2 separate regions of the Mus musculus genome follow, and region 2 is linked to region 1. Evidence: chromatin loops called from intact Hi-C (ENCODE). Cell type or tissue: left cerebral cortex. All regions are shown on one strand. Each heading gives the region's core, and the rest is flanking DNA. Links, peaks and the distances in the headings are about the cores only. Region 1 has its middle 37 kb from the start of Ddx18. Region 2 has its middle 140 kb from the start of Gm28590.

Evidence for each region. A loop is a pair of places that touch in the nucleus more often than their neighbours do. Peaks named below come from ENCODE experiments on the same cell type or tissue, not always from the same donor. Only the 100,000 strongest peaks of a DNase experiment are listed, where the experiment ranks them.
Region 2: a loop joins it to region 1, with 3 times the contacts of the local background. A loop is called at or near these places in 5 of 42 quality-filtered maps.

Annotation. Positions count from the first base shown.
Region 1 is chr1:121,602,149-121,607,535 of GRCm38, forward strand. No RefSeq gene overlaps it. Among named protein-coding and RNA genes, the nearest start is that of Ddx18, 37 kb to the left of the region's middle. In left cerebral cortex, for the core only: a CTCF peak has its summit at 3,189; a DNase peak (open chromatin) is centred at 3,188.
Region 2 is chr1:122,337,763-122,343,149 of GRCm38, forward strand. No RefSeq gene overlaps it. Among named protein-coding and RNA genes, the nearest start is that of Gm28590, 140 kb to the left of the region's middle. In left cerebral cortex, for the core only: no CTCF peak of the experiment used is centred there; a DNase peak (open chromatin) is centred at 2,511.

The sequences.
Region 1 (5,387 bases), core at 186-5,185:
GGTGGAGAGGCATGCATTTGAAACAGACTCTCCTGATGTTCACCACCATTTACTCCAGGCAGGCTTCTGTCCCATCTTCCCGTCTATTCCTCGAAGTACTGGGATCATAGAGTGTAACTCTAATACACGCAGCCATGTCTGTTGTTACCTGGGTGTTGGGGATCTGAACTCAGGTCGTCTTACCCATATGGCAGGTGTGCACTGTGTTATCTCCATAGTCCTTGAGAAGTTTCCTATGATCTCCTCCCTCTTGCAGTGTCATCATTATGTTGCATGTAGTTTTAAAAAATCATGCTACCACCTTAGCCTGGGAGCATGGGTGGGGACTGATCGCGATCGATCCTGGAGCGGAGCTGGGTGGGACAAAAGGGAGCCAGAAGGGGCCAGAGCATGGTAGCTCCCGGGCAAAGGCGATAGAGTATGTTTTAAAAAACTACACGCAACATCATTAAGTTCTTTCACTTGGGTACACCTTAATTTGGTCCTACTCCACTGTATGCACTCTGAGGACATGGTGCCCATGCTTTTTCCTTCCCTGTTTAACATGGTATTTGTTGATGTGCACATATAGCCATTGGGAAAATGTCCTGATGCCTCTATTTCAGATATAGCCAGAGGATTCTGACTGAGGTTTCAGAGTTGTATTGTCACAAAGGAGCACTTTAACCATTGGGAAATACAAATGCCAGTAAGCAGCTGTAGTTTCCTTGGTTACTTCATAGCTGACTCCCAGAATACCGAGTCAGGATGAACCTAAGTACAAGACGGGTGAATTTGCCTGATCTTCTCCTCCCTCCAGCTTATGCTTGCTTGCTTGCTTAGTGCTGCTTTTAACAGGTCCTTGATTAATGTCTAAAGGGAGGAGGGGATAAAACGTAGAAAGAATACTATGTGAAGTGGTGCATGCCTGTGATTCTGTCCCAGTATTCCAGAGGCTGAGCAGGGTTACAAACTAAACCAACAAACCATCCAAACAACCAAATAACAACTGTGCCTTAGGTAAGTATGTGCCCTGGAAACCCACAGACCTGTATCTGGATCCCAGTTCTGATTACCAGCTCTAAGACCACAAACAGGATACTTTCTGTGTGACACTGTCCCTAAGGAGATAAGAATAAATGTGTATTCACCCCAGGGAACCAATGACAGGCCAAAATATGGATACCACAAAAGTCTAACTTGGCGAACAGGGTGTGTGTGTATGAGAGAGGTTACTTACAGGAGCAGAAATGACTCAAAGACAACAAGCACCACCAAACCCAGCCGAGCATGGGTGACAGCTCTGAAAAGCTGGCAATAGGGAGTTTAACAGCAGCTTAACAGGTTGAAAAGTATGTTTTCTGGGCAGCTCAGTTGTTCTGAGTGTCTTCCAGGCAACTCAGATGGTCTCTGTCTCTTCTAGGTAGCTAAGCTAGTCTGAGAGTGTATCTAAGCAGTCCTTAATGCTGATATATACTTAGAAATGGAGGTACCTAGTGAATCTTCTCAGTTTCAGGGACTTCCTGAAACTGGTGAGTTATTTACTTCCTTAGCTTAAGGAGCTTCCCTGTAGGATGGAATGTTTAAACTCCCATTAGAACACCACACTTCTTAATGAACTTTCCTACAAGAGGGAATGTTTTATCTTGGAAAAAATTGTCACACAATACTGTTCAACCCTCTTAGGCTTAGCTTTGTCAGTCTAAAAGAGTGGGGACTATTCAGATTATTATTATTGTTGTTGTTGTAAGAAGAAAGTGAAAAAAATGAGGTATCAGGTCCTTGACATATGATCAATTAAATGATCATCTTTGTTATAAACATCTGTAAAGACAGCAGAATAAACCTCAAAATTTATGTGCTGATTCCCTGGTCCTAGTGTATTAGTCAGGGTTCTCTAAAGGAACAGAATTTATAGGCTGAATCTCCCTTTCTCTATAAAGAGAATTTATTAGAATAGATTACAGGTTGTGGTTTGGTTAGTCCAACAATGGCTATCTATTAACAGAAGGTTCAAGAATCCAGATGTTCTTCAGTCTGAGAGGCTGGATGTCTTTGTTGCTCTTCAGTATACACTAGAGTCCTGAAGAACTAGGCTCTAATACCAGTAAGGAATGGACTTGCAAGGGGGAGCAAACAATCAAAGAGCGAGAGAGCAAGCTTCCTTCTTCCACATAGAATGCTAGCACAATGTATGGTCCAGATTAAAAGTTGATCTTTCTACTTCAAAAACCTGGATTAAAGGTGGATCTTCCTACATCGGATTATAACTGTGCCTTCCCACTTCAAATGATTTAATTAAGAAAAAAAATCCCTCACAGCTCTGTCCAGCCATGTGGTTCTTAGCTAATTCCAGATGTGGTCAAATTCACAATGAAGAATAACCATCCTACATAGCGATTATATTTGGAAATAAGGTCTTCAAAGAAGCACAGCATTTCTAGTATCTTCTGTGAATATGACTCCAGGAACCTCATGGGCACCAAAATCTTTGGATGTTTAAATCCCCTTTATAAATGGTGTAGAGTATGCATGTAACCTGTACACTCCCATATGCATAACTCTAGAGATAACAAATAATCTCTACATTACTTATAATACCAAGTATGATGTAAGTGTCATGCAGATTTTTGTTAAACTGTTAGTCAGGGAATAATTACAAGGAAAAACATCTGCATGAGTTGTAATCTTTTTCTGAAAAAATGTCTTCTATGTATTTGTGTGGGGGAAGGGAAGGAAGTGGGGAAGGGGAGGCACAGAACAGCACAAGTTGGAGGCCAGAGGACAAGAGACTGGGAAGGCTTCATGGAGTTATCCTGGGGTAAGAAGGAAAACAGTTTCATTATGTTCTCCTAAAAGAAGTTAGGAGGTTACTGTTTTTGAAACATTGAACTTTAATTTCATCTTTTAGAAGAGCAAATCCCTTCCCATAACATGACAGGAGCCAACTTTTGCCTAACAAAACACAGCCAGTTTAATGGCTTAAAATAGCAGTGATTATTTGTCCAGGGAGCTGGTGTCTGTTTAGCTTGGATAGCATGTCTCTTCTTGACCCATTTATCAGCCAGGTGGACCGTATTAACAGATGGAGGAATGGCTTGTAGGAAGATAGACCCACATGCCTGGCAGTCCCCGGAGCCCTCCTCCTGGGAGCCTCCTCAGGCTTCTTAGGGTTTTCCCCTGGTATGACAGCTGGCTTCCAAGAGTGGGAGCTCAAGAGCCAGCAAAGCAATGGGAGCTGCTGGTAACGGAGGCCTAGACTTGGAAGTGAGTGCTGCAATCGGAGTGCTGTAAGTGAAGCTGCAGGGCAAAGGTCTCAGCTCTGGAAGTCCAAAAGAAGGAGGCAGGCCGATGAGTTTCAATTCACCAGTTAGAGACAAGCGATGTGAAAATAAGAAAAGATTTGTTTAGTGTCTCCTGGGGGGAGGACTAGTGACCCCATGCTTCCCTTACAGGAGCACTGGGTTTAAGTAGAGACAATGCTGCGGTGGGTTAAACAGCCTTCTCAAGGTAGCATCTGCTTGGTCATTAGCTCAGGTCTGGCTCTTCCAGGGGGATTGAAGAAACTGGGATTACCATGATCACTTGAGGGGAGCAATCTGGTTCCCACGAGACCTTACTTTCTAGTCCAGGGTGCGACCTTACCTTGATAGATTGATTATTGCATTCATTTTGTGAATGGTCTTGACTGTAAGGCTCTTTATAGTTTGGAGGCAGCTTTAGTCCCTTGTCACTAAGGTCCTTATAGGTCATTTCTGTTGTTCTTGGAATCCAAGGTGACTTCAGGATAGAATGGCTCAAGAGGAAACACGAAAGAGGCAAAGGTGGAACTAGAGAGGGCAGTGTAGCTAGTACCTGGCTTCCAAGGTAAGACCCAGAACCCTGTCTTCTGATGCCAGGCATGCCGGTTAATGTGGGGAGCGTGCTTTTTTTCCCCCTTTCTCTTTCTGTGTACCAAATTTTGTTTGTGAACATAGTGCACATGGGCCATGGTGTGTGTGGAGGTCAGAGGACAACCTCGGGTGTCAGTCCTTGCCTTCTCCCTTGTTTGAGACTGAGTCTCTCTTGTACTTTTTGCTGTATTCAAAAAGAAGGTGGATGCTTCCTGTGGAATGGCTCTTGAGGATATCCTGTGTCAGATACATACAAACACACTCACCTATACATATTAGGGTGATTGACAACTTGACAGCTATATACCATTAGCTTCTGAGATTCTCCCATCTTTGTCTTCCATCTCCCTGTAGGAGTACTGAGATTACAGGTGCTTCCACTACTGTGTCTTGGCTTTTGCGATGGTTCTAGGGAATCAAAACAGGTCCGCAGGCTTGCACAGCAAGTGCTTGTACCCATGGGGCCATCTCTCCAGCATAGGTCTTTTCCACCTAGAAGAGCAGATAGGATAAACTGCCTATATTTAGAGACATTTTGGAATTAAAAGTAACATACTAGGCTGGGGAGGTAGTTTAGTTCATAGAGCGTTGCCTTGCAAGCACAAAGACCTGAGTTCAACCCTCAGCACATTCATGCAAATGAGCTGGGAATGGTGGCACATGCTTGTAATTTTAGCTCTGGGGACAGACCAAGCAGATCCTAGGGGCTCACTGAGAACTATCCTAGGCTAGTTGGCAAGTTCTAAGCCAATGAGAGACCCTGTCTCAAAAAGAAGGTGGATGCTTCCTGTGGAATGGCTCTTGAGGATATCCTGTGTCAGATACATACAAACACACTCACCTATACATATTAGGGTGATTGACAACTTGACAGGATCTAGAATCATCAAAGAGATGAACTTCCAGGTACTCCTGTGAGGGATATTGTCCATTAGGTTAGCCTCTGGGCATGCTTGTAAGGGACTCTTGATTAGGCTACTAGAAGTGGGAAGACTCACTGGAATTCTGAGCAGTTCCAGTCCATGATCTGAATAATAAGGAGAAAGTGAGCTGAGCACTAATATTTAGCTACATCTGCTTCCTGATTATGCAGTGTGACCAGATACCTCCTGCCCCTCCTGCCCTGCCATCCGTCCTCATGACAAACTGTACCCCAAATGGTGATCCCAAATAAACCTTTCTTTATGCTGCTTTTGTTGGGTATTTCCTAACAGTAAAGAGAGTCTGGTTTTGTTAGGGAATGGTAGGCTAGGCCTAGTGAATTGCATTTGAAGAATTGCTGGATGAGGTGATGGTAAGGTAGGAAAGGAGGCTCCCCCTGTTACTTGGCCCTGACAGAAGGGAATATAGTACAGAAACAGAGCAGACTCAGGAACTCTCTAGGAGAAAATGCTTCCCCCCTTACGTTAGTGGACCCAATGTTGTATGCACACACACACACACACAAACACACACACACACACACACACACACACACACACACACACACGAAGGCTGCCACATTTTTCTAATCTA
Region 2 (5,387 bases), core at 160-5,159, 740 kb after region 1:
TAAAATCTTTTGAGGCAGGTAACAGATTCAAAAGTATTTGGGAAATAATAAAAGCAGAAATAATTGGACATACCTGGTGAAAATGATCAGATGTTTTGGATGCTGTTATCTGAGATAGAATTCAAAGAAATGTCTGGAAAGAGTAGAGAAGAGAATTTTCTATGAAATGAGGAACTGTTAATGTGACAAGCAAGGCTCCTTGTGAACAAGGGATGAAAGGTCAGAGCCCACAATAGAGTTCCTTCTATTGCTGTGCTAAAACACCATGACCCAAAGCAACTTGGGATGAGTTGGCTTAGATATTTGGCTTAGATATTTTGAATCACAGTTCATCTTGGGAAACCAAGGCAGATACTCAAGGCTGGATCTGAAGCAGAGACCATACAACAGTGATTCTCAAGCTTCCTTTTAATACAGTTTCTCATGCTGTGGTAACCCACAACCAATAAACTTTTCTTTGCTACTTCATAATGTAGCTTTGTTACTGTTTTGAATCATAATGTAAATATCTGTGTTTTCCTGATGGACTTAGATGATGGTTATAAAAGATTCAACCCACAGGTTGAGAAGCACAGCCATGAAGGAATGCTTCTTACTTGCTTGCTCCCCATGGCTTGCTCAGCCTGCCATTGTATACAACTGTGACACCAGTTCATGTGTGTCAATAGGCTCAGTGAGATGGGTCCTCTCCCATCACTTTCAATGAAATGTATGCCTACAGACAGTCTAATAGAAGCATTTTCTTAACTGATGATTTCCTTCCCAGATCTGTTCAGGTTTGTGTCAAACTGACAAAAACCACAACCAGTAAAGACTGACATGTGTCTACAGCTCAGTGTCACTTCCATTGAAATATTTCATTTACATGTCTTCATTTAGGAAACACTTGAGGAATGGGAATGAAAGGAAAGGAGAAAGTGGCAACCAGTAGAAGAACAGAGGAAAGAAAGAAACGGGCAGTGGATGCAGAGATATGAGTCGTTAGAAATAAGAGAGTATGTGACTTCATAAAATGTAAACCCTTTTGCTGAATGTCTGAATGTGCATATGTATGTGTGAGAGTATATGTGCACATACATGGGCATGTGTGCACCTCTCTGGGTGCCTATGAGTATATGTATATGTTTATGTTTGTGTACCTGTGTATATGTACATATCTGTGTGTCTGTGTCCCTGTGAGTATGTGTATATGTCTGTATATGTGTCTGTGTGCGTGTATGTGTGCATTTCTGCATGTGTACAACCTCACATATACATTCAAGTATGAATGCTGGAACTAGAAGCTGATTCCAGCTATCCTCCACTATTGTTCTCCACCCTCATTTTTTGAGACAGGATCTCTTACTGAATGTGGAGCTCATTGATCATTTAGGCTGGCAGGTCAGTGAGCCCCAAGGTAGGCATCTGTTTCTTCCTTCCCAGAACTGAGTTTGTATCGCCCATCTTCCCCAGCTCTTTCACATGGATACCTAGGACCCACCTCAGGTCCTCATGGTTCTGTGACTTTAATCGACTCTTTTTTGTTCCCCTCCAGCAACTGAGTCATCTTCCTCCCATTTCCAATCCCTATTTTTTGTAAAATGAAATTCAGCACCTCTAAGGTTCAGAAACACCTCGACTATAATTGCTCAAGATAATTAAATATCACCCACTGTCCTTAACATACAATGACCTTTTTAGTCTTCAAAACTGTTAAGTGTTCCCTCAACAGAGTACTGTTAAAGGAGCTACTTTTTCCTAAACAACTGACTTTAAAAATATTCTCCTTCTGAAGAGAAAAAGCTTCTTAGAGCAACTTAGAAAGAACATATAGACAACTTTACTGTGTTTCATGTCAACAAAGAGTTGTACAAAACTGTCAGGAACTCAATGAACTCACTCCCAAGAACTCACTCGAGGCATTTCGAGGAGAGATCATGACCAAGACTTTCACAGCCCTCTGGGGAATTCTGGAGGACACTATGATGCCAACCTCTTCCTGACCTCAATAACACTTTGCCTTCCTGGGATCAATAAAGCAAGGGGAAACCTTCAGCAAGAATCTGGGTTGAATTTAATACTGCCCTCTGAGAATGTTCTCTTTCCAGTCCACAGAGAAGGTCTCACCAAGTTCATTTTCACATAAACGCTCTTCCTCCTAGGTTCTTTTTCAGCACACAAAAGCTTGCGATTCGAGCAGCCCCTCTTTCAGCAAAGACCTCATGGGTGACTGAAAGCAATCAGGAGGAGTGCTCATTAAATTGCGAAGTAGTTAATTATTTGGCCTTAGATCCGCAGGATAAGCTTCTTATTGACACCAGCATAGCTCATTCTTCCTGGTGACTTTCCAATCTGTAAGAGAATGCTCCTTTCTGGGGACTTTTCCCCCCAATACATTTCCCCTTCTACTCTACTTTCTGTCCTCTGTCCCTGCCTGAAGATTTCTCTGAAGTATCCGTTATCAGCAGTGGACCTTGTTACCATTTAGACTGCAATATGCCAAGTCAAATGCAAATGTTCTAAACACCCACTGTTTGAATTGTCTTGTGACTAACACTTCTGGCACTGAAGACTAAAATAGGTGATCTTCAGAGAAAGTTTGATGGAGCTAAATATGGAGCACTTTGGGAAATCTGTGTAAATACAAATAAATTAATTAGAAAAGAACTTGGGAGGCAGAGGCAGGTGAATTTCTGAGTTCGAGGCCAGCCTAGTCTACAGAGTGAGTTCTAGGACAGCCAGGACTACACAGAGAAACCCTGTCTCAAAAGACCAAAAAAAAAAAAAAAAAAAAAAAAAAAAAAAAAAAAAAAAAACAAACAAAAGAAAAGAAAAGAAAAGAAAAGAAAAGAAAAGAAAAGAAAAGAACTTAGAACCTTTAAGAGGTATTAGGATTGGCAAGTAAGAGTTGCCCGCACTAAGCCACTCTTAATTTGGAATCAGGCTCTCCTTTATAAAACTTTATATAGCTGGACATTGATGGTAAGGTGCTATGCTCTAAGTCACTGCGGAGCTGTCAGAGATTTCCTATCATGTGACTTGACCTGTATTATTGTGGAAATTAAAGAAGTCATTGTGAAAATGAGTAAAGTCAGACTCAGAAAGACAAATATTGTTTTCTGTGTCTGATAGGCTTTATGTAGATGCATAAAATCCTCATGACATAAAAGTAAAAGTGAAACTGTCTATGGAAGCAGAGATGACTGATGGGATGGAGAGGGAGAAAAGGAGAGAGAATAGGGCTAGTACATAAGGGGAGGGGGAGGACATGTTCCATGTATAGTGTAGGCTGTGTCAACATGTTTGTGTAATACTTTTCAGTTAAGCTATTTTATCATGAAGGAAAGCCCCTAAGACCCACTAAGTAAACAATTCAGAAAGCTTAGGAAATCTCTGAAATTGGGCAGATGCATAAGGTAACTCACTCTTCAAGGTTTACGTAGTAGTGTGGACTACCAAGGAAACTCAAATCAGCCATACTGCTTCGAATATTCAATACTAGCTGAATTTCCTTTTTTTTTTTTTTTTTGTTTTTTTTTTTTGTTTTTTTTTCTTTCCATTTTTTATTAGGTATTTAGCTCATTTACATTTCCAATGCTATACCAAAAGTCCCCCATACCCACCCACCCCCACTCCCCTACCCGCCCACTCCCCCTTTTTGGCCCTGGCGTTCCCCTGTTCTGGGGCATATAAAGTTTGTGTGTCCAGTGGACCTCTCTTTCCGGTGATGGCCGACTAGGCCATCCTTTGATACATATGCAGCTAAAGTCAAGAGCTCCGGGGTACTGGTTAGTTCATAATGTTGATCCACCTATAGGGTTGCAGATCCCTTTAGCTCCTTGGGTACTTTCTCTAGCTCCTCCATTGGGAGCCCTGTGATCCATCCATTAGCTGACTGTGGGCATCCACTTCTGTGTTTGCTAGGCCCCGGCATAGTCTCACAAGAGACAGCTACATCTGGGTCCTTTCGATAAAATCTTGCTAGTGTATGCAATGGTGTCAGCATTTGAATTTCCTGAAAGATACTCTTGTTACCTGCTCAGCTGTCTTCAAATACCGCAATATGATGTAGGATTCCCACTTTCACAAGCAGTAGGAACCCATGATGTGCTGGTCTGTTGGTAATGCACCTGCCTTCGAGTCATTTCAGCTTCTGTAAGCAATCCCTCAGTCACTGATACACAATAGGGTAACCCCAACAAACATATCAGTTCATCAAGTGGTATTTCGTCAGTATTTCTTTACTTTGGTCTCTCTTGACTTTCTTCACTGTGATAAATAGACATTTGTGTTGTACCCCATTAGAAAAAGTGTCACATAACACACACACATTATATATATTATATATTATATGCATATACATATACACTGTTGAATGAAATTTATTTTTACAACACTGAGTAGTTACGATAAATGTGTTAATGCCAAATAATTAAATAGCTAATATATTAGCTGTTTTTGAAGTGATTATTGTTGAGTCAAGCTGTAGATTGAGTAAAGTCAAAATATAAGGCAGATTTCTAAAAAAGAAAGATCATGAGATGTGTACATCTCCTTTTATTTCTACAAGTTCAGATGTTGATTTCTCTAAATGATTCAACTAGAGATGAATCACTGGTTGATAGCATTTGCTGTGCAAACATGAGGACCTCAGTTTCACCCTCAAACACCTACACAAATGTTAGGCATGGTCTCATTCACTTCACTAAGTCAACTAATGTGGAAGACAGAGACAATAGCTCTCTGGAGCTTGTTGGGCATAAGCTTATTTTGAGATTCAGTAAAAAACCCTGTCTCAACTGAGTAGGTGAGAGAATAAGAGAGGCCTCTCCATGTACATACCTCCACACATGTGTTCACATACTTACATATACATCACATAAACACACTCACAACCACCAGAATAATTTTTTGACCTCACCAAACTAAGCTAAGCTATCTAAGCTATTGTATGGAATCTTCTAACTGGAGAATACTTTTTTAACTGAATCTTATTCTCTTTGAATAGTTATTGGGCCAGAGTTGATAGAGTTCAGGGATCTGTAGGTCACAAGTGTTTGGGTGGGTATTTCAAGTTTGGCATCTGTCTTAATTTGGGTTTTATTGCTACAAAGAGACACCATGACTAGGGCAACTCTTATAAAGAAAAAACACTTAGTTTGGCGCTGGCTTCCAGTTTTAGAGGTTTAGTTCATTATCATTATAATGAGAAACGTGGATGCATGCTGGCAGACATGATGTTGGAGCAGGAGCTGAGAGGTCCAAATCTTGATCCACAGGCAACAGAAGGAGAATATTTGTCACACTGGACATAGTATGAGCATAGTCCAAGTCCACCCTCACAGTGACATCCTTTCTCCAACAAGGTCACATGCAACCGCAAAAGAGCCTATCTCCTAATAATTCCA